Linked DNA regions of Homo sapiens: region 1 is linked to region 2. The links are chromatin loops, found by intact Hi-C in ENCODE. Cell type or tissue: PC-3. All regions are shown on one strand.

Region 1 (8,000 bases), 1.7 Mb before region 2:
TGCTGAAGTACATATCTGCAATAGTCACTAATTAAAATGCATGAAAAAAATCAAGAAATTATGACACTTTAATACTGTTCATTTTCTCAATTTCTATCACTCAAACATGCCTCCGGAAAAAAAAAATGTTTTTCTTTGAAAAAACCATTTGCCTTATACTTCCAGAAATACTACAACTTGCATTTACGACACTCTTCAAAAATAAAATCTTTTACTTTCAGACTAAATCAATTTAAAAATTGTTTAAGATTTTATATTAAACTTCGTCGAGCTAATGTTATTGCTATTGGATGTGGTTGACTGTATCTATTGACTTTGACATTGTCATTCCGAGTTATAAATATTAATGGTAGCAAAACTTCTATGGATCAATAAATCTCTACAGTGATTTTAAAAATGCCAATTTTGTCTGAAGATTAAAAGTATATTTTGTATATTAACTAAAAACTTCTTCATCAATGATTACATTCTCTCTTCCCAGACTTTCCTCTCTGGTATACAGCCTTGGTCACAGACCAGAAAATCTGTAGTTCACCAAAAGTTTCAAGAATTAAGAGCCAGTGGAATTCACAGTACTTACGGAATTGGATGCCAGGGGATGTGGTGATAATGACTATAGCTCTCACTTCCCAAAGCAAAGTGGACAAAACAGAAATGGGCAGTTTTTCCCATGATTTCTCTGTAGAGAGAAAGAGAAAGTACAGATACATTTTGTTTTTCAAACTTCCAGCCTAATATATTTGTTGGTTGGCCCTATCAAAATCTCAACACATCCAAAACTGAACTAGCTCATGTTCTACTCTATGCCCATCTAACTCCACAAACTTCCTCCTCTCACAGCAATCTCTGACTCTGATAATTGCACCATGACCTGTCCACACAGGGAACCCCCGTCTTTTCTCTATCTCCACCACGATCATTTGAGTTTAGGTCACTATCGCCTCTTGCTTCGACCTTTTCCCATCATCTGCTTGTTTTGCCTCCCTCCGGTTTTCAACTATCCAATATAGTCTACAACAATGATGGTGAGTGGCTCCTCTAACATGAAAAGTGAATCACGTCAGGGCTTTCAAGTTGTGTTTGGTATAATGTTCAAACTTTTCATTATATTTTCAGGACCCTTCTTCACTATCTCCTGCCCATGTATCCACATTCACCTCTTGTCACTTCACCCCTCCACTTTAATCTCCAGCAATACTCACTTACCTTTTAATTTCTTGAATCCAACTAATTCTTCTTGGCCTCCAAGACTTATATGCTAATACCTCTTCTTGAAATATTTCCCATTTCTATTTTTAGTCTAGATAATTCTCAGGTATCTTTCTGGCATAACTTAATGGCTACTTCTTTCAGGATGCCTTATTTGCCCTTCTAGGTTAAGATATGTCCTATTGTATTCACCTGTATTATCTATCCTGTCACAGCATTTATGCATTTTAGTTTATTTGCTTCCTGACTGACCGTAATCTCCATAAAAGCAGGGGCTATTGTCATCTTGCTCACCGTTAAACAGCTAGTACCTGAAACCTGTGTGGCATATAGTTGATGCCTAGAAACTTTTTTTGTGAAGGAGGCGGTAAGCAAATAAATACATTACCAAAAGGAACATAGCAAAGGTTCTTAGGTATGGTATGGTCAGAAAGAACACTCTCATAAGTCAGGCGAAGTCATACATAGGCAGCAGGTATACACAGAAGCCTTGGGTCTACAGTGAGTTAGTTCTCCAAGGTTCAGTACAACTGCCCAGGGCAGATGGAGTCTCATCACCATGTGCTCCATGTAACTCTGCTGCTGAGGGACTCCAAAAGCACTTTGCTCTGGGTTTTATACCCTAGTCCCCAGCTGAGTCACTGTGCTGAAGCACTGTAGAACATCATATGCTGGGAGAAATGAGGACACAAACTGGGCTGTATCACATATTTCCTCTTTATCTCAGAATGTTCCTCTTGGAATGTCTGATAATTGTAACCAAGGAGGAGAAGAACTGGGTCAGCAAAGGCCATCTGGACACCTGTCCTTCTGCAAATCATTAAGGCCCATGCTTCTAGAAAGGGGACAGTGAAACAACATTTATTTGAAATATCATGAATGATAGAAATAACTGGTTATTCTTATTTTTGTTATACTTTATTCAAATATTTTTCAAATGTTTCTTGATAGATAAATAAGGTATCATCCCCCAAGTCTTTTCATAAACTTAGAATTTGGAATCATGTCTCTATGTTTTTTTGGTTTAATAGTTCTCTCTTATTTGTATTTTTGACAGCTTCTTTTGCACAATTATATTTCACTTCACTGTACGTTCTGAAGTAGAAAAGTACATTTAGATACATAATACAGTATGACAAGAATAATCCTTAAACACGTATTAGCCATGAATTACTATAAGTGATATGGACTAAATAGCTTAACCTATCATTATAGAACACAATTATTGGAGATCGACAATGGGTTTCAATTTGCATATATTTCTGGTCAATTGTTTAAAGCTGCCTTATATTCTTTTGGGAAGAGAGAAGGTGAAACAATATGAGATAATTAGCAAGGAAAATAATCATGTTAATTATTAATGTCAACCAGCGAATGAGAAAAAGGTGATATGGAAGGTCCATCACATAGATACCCTCATGATATTCTGCAATTATTTAGTAGAAAAATAAAAATGAAAGTGAATGGCCCTAAGTAGCTAGCACAAAAGAGGTAGATATTTGGATGAATGACACTTTGAAATACGTATATTGAAACACAAATCATACACACACACACACACACACACACACGTAATACGTGATCATTAATCTATGACATTGTAGTATTAGGGTAGTAACTCTATTAAGATTTAATTAAAAAATTAGTAATTCTTCCAAATCTGATATTATAAGTGGGCTAAAAATGTAATCATAATGTATTTTGAATGTTTCACTTCTAAGCACAAATAGAAATAATCTAATGAATTTCCATGTAAATATAATATTAGTTATATTGAAATAATTAAGAATGCAGAAAGAATATAAATTTAGTGAAACATTTTCCCTTCCCAGGAAAATCTAGCTGCATAATTACATTGTAGTAAAATTTTGCTTGTCAAAATTTATATTTTACAGCCAGGCGCAGTGGCTCACGCCTGTAATCCCAGCACTTTGGGAGGCCGAGGTGGGTGGATCACAAGGTCAAGAGATTGAGACAATCTTGGCCAACTTGGTGAAACCCCTTCTCTACTAAAAATACAAAAATTAGTCAGGCGTGGTGGCAGTCTCCTGTAATCCCAGCTACTCAGGAGGCTGAGGCAGGAGAATAGCTGAAACCCAGGAGGCAGAGTTTGCAGTGAACTGAGATTGCGCCACTGCACTCCAGCCTGGTGACAGAGCAAGACTCCATCTTAAAAAAACAAAACAAACAAACAAACAAAAAATTTACATTTTACAGAGCCCATTTTGTTTCCAATGTTTATATAACTTCAATTGTTTTAGAAATATATTATTTTTTGAAAAAGAAATTAAAATAATCTGCTGATACTCTACATAATTGTCTCATGGTTTATGATTGTAAGTAGTACAATCAGACCTTGAAATAAATATATAATTCTTATTATTAACTGGGGGATTAAGCCTTTACTAAATATCAAAATTTTACTGTAATTAAATTTGACTGACATTTTACTAGACTTTTCACTAAGCATCATAAACAGATAATACCATATCATGCTTGTTTTTATTTCCTCATCAATTTCCAAGCATCGGGTATATTGCCTAGAAAATAGTTGGCATGTGAAAAAATTTTTTTCAAAGGATGTCTCACAGAATGACAAATGGAGAATTATACATACAAGAAATGATGTTTTAAAATACAATGTAAGCATAATTCTCTCTGAAAAATAAAAATTGGGGCTATAAAACCTTAATATAAACAGCTAGTAATGGCAGAGGCAGGACTTGAATTCCATATTTTCTGTTTTCCAGGTAAAATGTACTTCATACCATGTAATCATTTTTAAAAATAAATATATCTATAAAGAAATTAGTTATAATTGGCTATTTGTTTATAACAAGTTTATTCATGAGCAATGTAGTCTGCTACTAAAATGTATCCATTTATGTGGTTATTTATAAATTACTTACATAACAGCCCCTACCTGAATCCTCAAGAGACATGTTTGAGCCTCTAGGGGTGAAAACCGGGCAGTGACATTTATTTGACTGGTTTTCAGTCAGTCACTCCACAAGGTGGCAGTGTAGTATTATTACAAATAATACCCCTCCTGCAATTTTTTTCTTTTTTTAAGAATATGTTTTTTTCGTGTACGTTGGGGAATTATTTTACCTTTTCTTTTCCATGTGATATATCTTAAGGTTAAACAAATTCTGAGTAAATTTTAGATTTCATACATTGTACAAACAAGACAAAATGAGCTTGTTTTAGGTGCCTGAATGATACAAGCTATCCAAGATTTGTTGAATATCATGTCAACATTTTGAAGAGAAATATCTTTACTGAAAAGGGAAGGAAACCTCATGTATATATAATCATTTCTTATTGTCTTACAAAAGCACATTACGTTGAAAGGGAAGGTTCATCACAATCTATATTGAGTCTAACGAAGGTAGTGCTCTGAATTTAAAATTATAATTCTGGATCTTTTCATGTACGTTTTTAATTATAAAGAGGAAGAATCACTTGTATGATTGCACATATAAATTCATATTTCCCATGTATACTTCCGTTTTGAACTATAATCTTTTTAGTAAAATTCGTCAGAATCTACAAATCTGTAAAAGTATCCGAAGAGTATCTCATCAACTCCTTTGTGTTCTGTAGAAGCTTTCACAAAGCTATTGTCATGCTCAAGAATTCATGATATTCCAAAGTTTCACCGTTAAGTAGAAATAGAGATACAGAAAGAGGCATGCTATGAAGTTTTTAATACAGAAAGTCATGATTTTGGCAATGAATCTATGATACCTTATTTTGTCATCCTTCTCGTCTTGGATTAGTTGAAGTGGGAATGTGTTTGCAGTCACACATGCTGTAGGCAAGAAGGTGTTTATCGAGGAGCCACTATTTATTCCTATTTTCAGAGAGCTGTCCCCAGCCTAATGAATACATAAGATAATAAGAACAATTCTGTTACCCATTTTCATTATTTCCTTTCTTTTTTCTCTAAATGTTTTTTTTTACTGTAATCACTTATGGTCTACTAAAAAAAGGGCTTCTTAAAATTCAAAATATTATGGTCTTCTTAATTGGGTTCTATCTTCCCAGCACTATTTCACTTTTTTTGTGGTAACAGATACTTCTCCATCCTTTTAAAGAAATATTTTCTTCCCCACTTAAACCATATTATGAGGGAGTTCCAGTCCGGTGCTTTGATAATTTATGGAGCTGGACCTGTAGCCTAGACCCGGTCAACCATATTTCCCTATGCCTCTAAGCAGAACAATTAAGAGTAGACTTATGACTCAATCCAGGCCAATCACAATCCTTCCTTAGAATGTAATCTATTAGAACTTGGAGAGAGAAAGAAAGAAAACTGCAGTGGGAAAGGATTTAGCCAAGGAGAGAAAAATTGACGAGGGGGGCAGTATGCTGATGGTATTTAATCTGCAGTTTCAGTCACTGAAGTCCCTGCAGATGATACCTGCTTATCTTCTGTTAATTCTGTGATTTCATATAGGATCTTTCCTATAAACACCATTTTCTGCTTCAGTTAGTTTATTTGGGTTCCTGCCATTTGCAACCAGACAAATTCTGACTAGACAACTGTTTTGCAAGATCTGCAAGTGATATTTTTAAAAGTAATTTTATTGATCATCTGGCAAAATACAGGTAAGTAAATCACAAGAAGTAGGACATATTGTAAAATATATGATAATCATGTTTTAAGCCCTTTATAAATATCAGATTTGGACGAAGAATTACAACTCAAAGAAAAGTATGTTACAAAATAAATAAATATGTTGAGCTGTAATTGAGCTATAATTTTAATTCAATAAATGTTTTTGTTTTCTTAATAAAAATTTTAATACCACACCCAACTCTCCCAACTTCATATTCCTCACCATCACAGCTAAGCATTGGAAAAAGAAAAAAATTAGGCTGGGTGCGGTGGCTCATGCCTGTAATCCCAGCACTTTGGGAGTTCGAGGTGGGCGAATCACTTGTTGGTCAGCCTGGCCAACGTGGTGAAACCCTGTCTCTACTAAAAACACAAAAATTAGCCAGTCGTGGTGGCATGCACCTGTAATCCCAGCTGTTTGGGAGGCTGAGGCAGGAAAATCGTCTGAACACAGGAGGAGGAGGTTGCAGTGAGCCAAGATTGAGCCACTGCACTCCAGCCTGGGCAACAGAGCAAGATTCCATCTCAAAATAATATAATAATAATAATAATAATAATTAGTCAATGAGGCAGAAAAGGAGTCAAAGGAAGAAGAAGGTTCAAAGGTGGGGGTTGTAAAATAAAAATCAGAAGCCTGAAGGAAATGATCATTAGAGAAGCAGAGAAATGTCAGGTTGTGTTCATGGAGTTGAGAATAGTGAAGTCAATATCTGTATGTCAGAACAAGATGCATTAAGAATCCACTGAAGAACATAAGAAATGGCACTGCGGAAAGAATTCAAAGTTGAGAACCAGTAAAAATAAAAGAATTATGGAAATATGGGAGTTTAATAAAGAAATCTGGGTATTATAACTTTATTATGGATGATGTCTATTTTGGCTAAGGTACATTTTAGTTTATCATTCTTCATTTTTGCTTTTATTTTGTTGCATTAATTGTTTTGTTCTAACTTATTTTTAAGAATTACAGTGCATCTGCCTGATTACATTTGAGGATTATCTTGAAGTGTCACCAACTAAATGAGCAAGTGTACTTAAAAAGAAAAGAAAAACAAGATTTAGATCTTGATAATTTTGTGGTACAAGGTAACTATATGGTGTGTCTTACATTTAAACTTTTGATAATTGTATGTAAAGTTAGTTTAAAGTAAACTATATTAAAGAACATGGCAAATGTAATTAAATGAACATTTTGAATAATGGAGAGCAATAAAGAGTACTTGTATATTTTGAATCAGAGAGTTGGTGCTATTGATAAGGAAAAAAATCAATGAATGTGCTATGGTTATTGATTTTTCAAGAGAAACTGGTTCAGAAAAAAATAATGTCAGAGAAAAAGGACAAAATTTTCATCAAAGGGTAGCATTGTACAAGTGTTCAATTCTACATTATCAGTGCTTACTGCCAATTGAGAAAAAGCAATGAGATAAAAATTCCATCAAACTATGAAAGATTAATTTTGTCACCTGTGTGAAAGATAAACATTTTAAAGCCATATTGATGGACATTTATAATGAGGTAAAAACAATTCTTGAACTTTTCCCCCCAATTTATTCTCCATATTTTCATTAAACAAACTTATTAAGTCAGAAAACCTAGTTGATTGCTGCCTGATATATGTCCTACATAATGAATTTCAATTATAATTATTCGGAAGACCTCAATTCTGAATTAGTGTGCTTTTTTTTTTTTTTAACTTTCAGTGCAAACCTTTAACATCGTGTTTCCCATTCTTTATATTCTCTTTAATGAGTATGAATGACAGTGATGTTTCTTGATTCTATAGCATATACTTTGTTAATGTGTAATCTGGAAAAGTTCAAAGCCAAAGAGATACAAGTGTTTGCTTTGTTTTGTTTTACTAATGTAATAATTTACCTACATCAATAAAAAGATAAAGGAAAGTTAGCCTGAACTATTCACCTGATGACTTCCAGTTGAGATTTTATATAATATCTTAAATACCACAGTGGTCACATAAGCATACAATATTATACATGTGTACTTCTGAAGTTATTTTTCTAACATAATACTATGATATGGCATATTGTATATTAAATAGAATAATTATTGTCTAAGAAAATACATGTAGTTAATTGTTTCTTTTCTCTAAACTATATTTTTCTCAACAAATTATGTTACAGGCTAATATATGATTAAATTGTCA
Region 2 (8,000 bases):
AGTAAGAAAATAGAAAACCAGAGATAATTGACTGGACATGCAAATGCCAAGACTGAAACACTTTGGAGAAATAGCATTAGATAATTTTGCTTTAAAATACTGACCTTGACATAGTAAAGCTGTATCAGCAGGAGTCAGGGTTAGGGTCAGCAGAATAAGGTGACCCAATAAGGCCTTAAGAGGCCAAGACAGCCCAGGTTTCAGCATGGCTTTCAATGGCTTCCAATAATATCACTGTTTCCACAGTGAAACCTTGTGACTGCCTAAAGGCTCCCGTCCTCAAAGACTTACCTATGTGTGTTCTGTCTTGCCAGGCAGAGAATAGCAAATAAGCAATAGAAAAGACTGAGTCATAAAAAGTGTAAAATCCCTGAAATTATTCATAAATGAAGTTGCAGGAAATAAATATAGCCAGAAAGTGGGAAATTTTAAAGAAAATTTTAAGTGCAAAGATGAAAGGTAATTCTGTAAAACAAACTTGTTCAAAATCATAAATTCCTTTTGTTCCCTTCATCTGTCATATGTTTTGTTTTAAGATTAATATTACCTTGCTGAAAAAAAGTGAACCTTTGTTTCACTTCTTCACCCACTTTTTATTGAAATATGCTAGTGTCTCATTTTATTCATTTGCAATTTCTTTCATTTGTCCGTTACTAACAACAACAAAACAATCCTTGCCATTACAAATTGAAAAAAGATTATTGATGTCATAAATATTTCATAACACCTAGTACATGCTTTGCAAACATAGGCATGCAGATAGCTAAATTTTACATTTCTTATTAAGTAGATCAACATTAGATTTTATATTGGGAGCTCGTTAATTTGGAATATTGGTAATTCTGATGTTCTATGTTCAGTGTCTCAATCGTTCAACCTCTAAAATCATAGAACTATTTCCCATTTCCATTTTCCATCCTCATAGGTATGTTTTTAGAACTAATGAGATAACATTTATAATCTGAGGGAGTAGATTACTTTCTTTCTCAAGACATTAGTGTGCAATTTAGTGCTTATGAAGAAGCAATTTACTGAATGGCACCCTAGTGGTATAAGAAATATTTCAAGGACTATTCCATTTCGAGAAAGTGAAAAATTGGTGGATTCTGCCTAGCAGAGCTTGACAATATGTGTAAGTTAAAAGGTTTTCAATGATTAAAAAAAAAACAAAACTGAAACTAAAATGGATCAGGGTTGTGTACAGTGGCTGATACCTGTAATCACAGCACTTTGGGAGGCCGAGGCAGGTGGATCATCTGCGTTCAGGAGTTCGAGACCAGCCTGGCCAACATGATGAAACCCAGTCTCTACAAAAATACAAAAATTAGCCAGGCGTGGTGGCGCACTCCTGTAGTCTCAGCTACTCAAGATACCGAAGCAGGACAATCGCTTGAACCCAGGAGGCAGAGTTTGCAGTGAGCCGAGATTGCACCACTGCACTCCAGCCTGGGTGACAGAGTGTGACTCTGTGTCAATAAATAAATAAAAAAACAAACAAAACTGATCAGCATGCCTTCTGTCATATTTTTCTTGATTTTATATTTTCCTAATTAGTTTTCATTTCTCCCGAAGACAAATGTTTTCTTTTACTTAACTCATAATTTTTCCTGTACTCTTCACCTTTCTCAAATGTTTTCTTTCATTATTAATATTATCCTGTGAAAAAGTCAGTTTTTAAGTTTTATATTTAACTCATTCTTGTTTTTAAATCTTACTGCTTCATCTCATCCATTTATCATTTTCTCAAATGCCCACTATTACTATAAAATGCAGACATATGTATAATCATTTTTAAAAATATTTAATATGAGAAGAGATTTTAAATACAGAACCATGACTAAACACATATTATGTATTGAGAATATTTGAAAACCAAAAACAATAAATTTTCTCAATGAAAATTATCATGGTGACAAATTTTCTCTTGCCTGTGCCACAAACACCCTGGGGCACTTAGGGTTTATATTGTGATTATTTACTGTAAATCTTCTTAGTTTTTACTTTAAAATTCTTTGTTTATCTATGCGACATATTTTCAAACTTGATTTTAAAAAGCAAAAAAAAAAAAAAGAAATAGGAATAAGAAAGCCATGCATTTTATTAAGTTGAATAATTGTAATAAGAAAAAGAACTATACTGACTCAGCTGCATGGTGGCAAAAGAATAGGCTGAATGAAATAATACAATTCTGAAATAATTTTTAATGACTAACATGTACAATTAAATTATTAGAAAGGATACTATTAGCTATCACATGAAATTTGGGAGCAAGAAGTTCTTTGAAAACCAGAAAATGGAAAATGGAAATTTCATATCTAAGAGCAAAAAATTATTGACAATGCCAATCTACTTAAGCTGATTTAATGGAATAAGTATTTGGATAAATTTCAATAAATACAAAATTCCTAGGAGTCAGAATTAATTAAACACACCTCAGAAGATCTACCAGCACCTCAGAGATGTTGGTGTTTGTATTTTTCACTCAATACATTTTTCACTCAATACATTTCATTGTTTAGTGTGTTAACTCTAAAAAGGGGAAATGTAATTCCAGAATACCAAAAGAAAGGTAAAGAAGAGACTAATTATTCAATTGTTTTAGGGCTGGAATAATGCTTTATATTTTCTCTAGCCTTCATAAATGCCTTCAAGAAGAGGTGTTTACAAAATATTCAATGAATGGATAAAAACATAATTCTATCACTAACCTTGCGTAAAAGTAACAACAACTTTCTTTAAAGGCCACCAGTGTTTACCTAAACACCGTAAAATAGATTTATTTCAGTATATATTACCCAACTCTAAAATGTGCTCATATGCTTCTTAGATTGAAATTGGACCCTGGTTTACTGTTTTTAAAATAAGCCAGATTAGTTGTGCACATATAAATGTTTCAATTCTTCCACAAGTTATACAAGCAATGTGGACCTGCATAATGTTCCCATGAAGACTTTTAGACCAATGAAATGAGAGGGAATTAACAACTTTGAATAAATGTGAAATTTATATGCCTGTATTTGGGTGGAAATACCTAATTGTTTTATTATTCTCCTACTGAGATATCCTTTTCCGTGGAAGGCAGTAAAGCACAGTAGTTAAGATTGCAGGCTCCAGACTCAACACTTGGATTTGTGCCTAGCTTCTCAACAAACTACAACCTATAAAGTCTCAATTTACACATGGATAAAATGTATGTGATGATAGCTCCCATTCCATAAATGCATTGTGAGCGTTAAATGAGATAATAAAGATAAAATATTTTATCTAGCACATAGTAAGTGCTTAAAAATTAACTGATAATTATAACTATCCATCTGCTGTATTTGAGGCAGCAAAGTTAGAATATATAATGAAAGATAAACTTTGCCTGTTTTAGAATAAAATGTTGCAGTTGAAAACATGCAGTTCTGTTTTTACTATGTTCAGTTTCTCTGCCTTCATATCTTGTATCTTTCCCCCATTTTAGTTTGACATTTTTGGTTGTTGTATTTTTTAATTTTGAGGGGACAGAAAATTGATAATTAAATTCACTTATTTTTAAATTCATTCACTCATTATTCTAACCAACTTTCTTTCTAAATATATTTATAGCATTTTATAATGAGAACACACATACAATAAAAGCAGTGTTTAGATACAAAAGTATTTTTAAAAATTTACTCTGAAGTATGAAAATCAGAATTGCAATTACTAAAAAGTGTTGCTTTCTTTTCCCTTAATTCCAGTAGAAGAGGTTGTCAATTACTGACTCCCATTTGAAACTTTCTTTCTCCTTTTCATTTTAATTTTTAATTTTTTTTTTATTTTTTTTGTAGAGATGAGGGGGTGTCTCACTTTGCTGCACATACTGGTCTTGAACTCCTCACTTCAAGCAATCTTCCCATTGTGGCCTCCCAAAGTGCTGAGATTACAGGCATGAGCCACCATGCTCACCCCTTCTTGTTTTTTAAGCCTAAGCAGTGATGAGATGAGCCCATGTAATACAAGGTATAGGAAAAAAAACGAAACAAAACAAGCTATATTGGTGGGGCACTCAGTACAGAAAAAAAAGCGATTGTGCTACCCTCCAGTCATTGATGCAAATGTTTGAGAGATTAAAAAAAATAAAAATGAGTCCATTTTTTATTACTTTCTAGATTTTATATTTTTATGATTGTGTGCATGACTTTCAGGGAATAATAGCCATGTCTACTTGAGTTTTACAAAAATTAAAGAGAAAAGCCTTAAGATGTCACTAGGTAGGTAGATACTCCTCTGTATCTACAAACAGTTCTGTGATATGTAATTGTTAAAAAGTATAGCATACGATGCCCTCTAGTGATTCGTATGAACATAGAAAAAGTCATGTAGACTGTCTCAGCTATCCAGATCTGTATATGGATTTCTTTTGTCATCATGCAAAATCTGTATACTGTTTTCCATTATTTCATTATTTAGATTATTTAATAGCCTCGATGTTTACACTTTGGTTTATTATTGCACAAGTCCAAGTCAAACTCTGTTCTCTATTCTTTATAAAAACAAACAAGCAAGCAAAAACAAACCTTAACAAAATGTAATAACATATGAAATTCTCAGATGAGAAAAAGAAATATTTCACTTTATTTTAGTTACTTGTAACTATATTTTTGTGGAGTGCTTTTAACCAAAGAAGTCATTAATCCAAATGTATGTCTATTAAAAGTTAATCAACTTTTCTTAACTTAGTATTTACTGAATATAAGAAGTGACAAGTGAAATTGAATACATCTTGAAAAGGTCTAAAATAATACATACTGGTAATATACAGTTACTATATCTAGCAGAATTGCCAGAGATGTTTGCTAAAAGCATCTTTGTCCCCAAATCTGACTCAGGATATCTGGGAATGATGACAAGTAAGGTACATTTTTATTTGGTTCCCAAGTGATTCTTGACCATTTCAAATACTGCCCTGCTCTGGGCCTTTCCAATGCCTTTTCGTATCATCTCACATTTCCCTTTGCTAGATTAACATTTCCTATCTTTAGGCATCACAGTTTTTTATGTATGGCCTTCAAGTAAAAATACTTTGAACATATAATTTTATCACCGTTCATGATTTTTCTTAGGCAACATTGTCTCTTAGAATTTTATCTTAATTTTATGTAACAATTTAGGCTCTACATTATGAGATTTCATTCAAAGTAATTAGGTTTCTAAAGAAACAGGAGGCCTTCCTAACTTACAGTATATCACAAGGAAAAATGTTCTACCATATCAAGCTAGTGAAGATATTATTTTAAAAGATTTAAAAGTTATAATTATTTATTAGTTGGCACTAGAGAAATGAAAGATGCAAAATATTTCAGGGTAAAGTTTCATTTAAAATTATTTCAGTAGTATTTACTTTTATGTTTGATAAATTATTTTGAAAACATGATTGATAAAGTTGCTGACCTACGAAAATCAAAGCCTAACAAATATTTACTCGTCATTTAAATTAGGAATAAAACCATGTAAGAAACCTGTAAAACCTGAGTTTTAGCTAAGAGCTTACTAAAATCAGAGCCGGAATTAAATACTGTATTTGGAAATTGTTAAGGTGAAATAAAAAAAGAAAAATGAATCATATTTCCCATGGCATTGTTGCCAGTTTTCCTATGATGATCTTAAAATATCTTCTATTATAAAATAACATAGTAAGAGGAAACATTTTAAAACCAAGTCTAACATTTAACTTGAAATTCCCATTCTATACATGGGAAATTATAAAATACTGAAGATACCTTGTGACTGAATAAGCTTGGCAATTTTGTCTCAAAGTGAGGCTCCATCTACTGATGCTAAAACAAGCCATTTATGACATTTATAAGCAGTTAATTCGATGAAAACCTAATCATTTACGTTAGAAGCTTGTAAACCAATAAACCATAGCTAATCTTACTAAAATGTTGTTTTCTCACACTGCTCATGCAAAAATCAACACAACTAGCAGAAGCAGTCCTCATTATAAACTCCAGTAGGACAGTTTTGTTAGCACCACCTAACTTTCTTACTACCCACCCTCAGGCTCTCTGAAAGACCATTTTACTCTCTTTCCCTCACATCGTAACACAAACATACTAAATACCTGCTAAGTATGGGAGAATTCTGCAAGACTCTGCAGTAGATTTCAAGGTAATACGCATATTAGCCTCAGGTCATCAAAAAGTTTTCAACCTCAGATGAGAAGTGACAAAATAAAAGAACTAAATATAATAGAAAACCAAAAAATAAAGAGTATTGAGAATGAGAAAATAATATTGTTGATAGTTTGAAAAGAGGCATATCACCATTTTGTTAAAATGATTAGAGATGATTCCATAAAAAGATAACATTTGAATGAATTGACAAAGAATAATTGGATATTAACAAGTAGAGATATAGAGAAAGCTTTCAGCATGTTCTTGAGAAACATCAATATAGTCATGGAGTCAGGAATGTGAGGGCAGGGTCCAGGAAAAGTATTCTGGTTTGTTCCTTTAAGTCTTAGTGTTGTGGGTTTTTTCCCTCTCTTTACTTCATGCCTTTGTTTGCTTGTACTGCTATAACAAAAACAAAAACAAAAAAGAAGCAAACAAACAAAAAACGGAGACTGGGTAATTTATAAAGAAATGAGCCTTATTTTCTCGTGGTTCTAAAGGCTGGGAAGTCAAAGATCAAGGTGCTGACAAGTTTGGTGTCTGGTGATAGCAGCTCTGCTTCCAAGATAGCAATTTGAAAGCTGCTCCCTCTGCAGGGAGTTACGCTGTATCTTCACATGGCTGAGATCTGATAAACCAAACACCTCCTAAAAGAGGTTTCACCTCCCAACGTTGTTGCATTGGCTATTAAGTTTGCAACACATGAATTTTGGGAGACACATTCAGACCATAGCACTTGACATCTGGTACCTGTACAGTCTCTTGATTTACCCACTTTGGTTCCTTCTCAGTATTTGTTACTCTTCTTTCGCTCTTTTGATGTTGGAGCTACCCAGACCTCTCTGATCCTAGGTGTTCAATGTATATTATCTCCATCTATAATTTCAATTTATGGTTTCACCTACTGTCTACATGATCCTGTTTACCAACTCTAAATCTTTAAACCTCAAAAATGATAAGTATCTAGAGTAGATGCTGGGCTGTGCCATTGAGATCCCTCTTTGAGGACTGAGGAACTAATTCGCCCAGCTGCTTGGAGTGTTGTAGCTCTCATCTAAATTCTTTCCAAGAATTACATTCATTAGAAAAAATCTGCTTTGTCCCAGGTCATACTTGCTCCCTGGGGAAGCCTGCCTCCAACAACTTCTGAATATAGAAATACAAAGGTCTAACTTATTATTGGCAATATTGGACAATTCCGAAGAGCCATTCCAAATCCAGAGCTTTCCTGAGATGGGGTAAGGTCTATTTTGAAAATGTACCTCAGTTCAATACTTCAATTGCATAACTTTACTTCCTCCAACCCCTTAGTATATTTTGATCCCAAGGGTATTCCCTGATAATTTGTCTGCATGCAAACCTTCACCTCAGAGTCCACTTTGGAGAGAATCTGACCTTTTGCAATGTCTTGTTGTACTATATCCCCTTCTACTTTGGTAACATAAGGGCTTATTAAAATTAAGATACTAAAAATTAAGCTCATTATCTATTTACCTAAAATATTCTTACCCATTTGTTTTGTTTTGGAATATTATGTACCATACATGCCAGTGGTGCCATCCTCATGTATACCCTTGTTTTTAAAACATCTACTTTATCTACAGTCTGAAAGGGGCTGTCCTATGTACTCCAAGGACTGACGTTAACTCAACCAGGAGTAGTCACCTGATTCAATCAATCAGGAATTTGAGATAGAACATAAGACAGAGACACTGGGTTAGTCGAATACTGTTTGGCTCTAGAGTGTAAGTAACATTGGAGCCAGATTTTATTTCATGCCAAGCCCAAATCAAAAAACATCTAACTTTATGGAAGAGACAATAATATAAACCTTGCTGAAGAAGCCAGACTACAAAG

The links. Hi-C counts contacts between places; a loop is a spot of excess contacts. Peaks named below come from ENCODE experiments on the same cell type or tissue, not always from the same donor. Only the 100,000 strongest peaks of a DNase experiment are listed, where the experiment ranks them.
Region 1: it touches region 2 in a loop (7-fold over the local background); 7 of 110 quality-filtered maps call a loop at or near these places.

Annotation. Positions count from the first base shown.
Region 1 is chr4:65,003,823-65,011,822 of GRCh38, forward strand. It overlaps LINC02232 (long intergenic non-protein coding RNA 2232), which reads right to left and starts at 678. Exons shown (of 7, transcript NR_033976.1): 1 at 581-678. In PC-3, CTCF peaks have their summits at 4,222 (motif pointing right) and 4,425; a DNase peak (open chromatin) is centred at 4,199.
Region 2 is chr4:66,684,563-66,692,562 of GRCh38, forward strand. No RefSeq gene overlaps it. Among named protein-coding and RNA genes, the nearest start is that of MIR1269A, 410 kb to the left of the region's middle. In PC-3, CTCF peaks have their summits at 4,313 (motif pointing left) and 6,731 (motif pointing left); no DNase peak of the experiment used is centred here.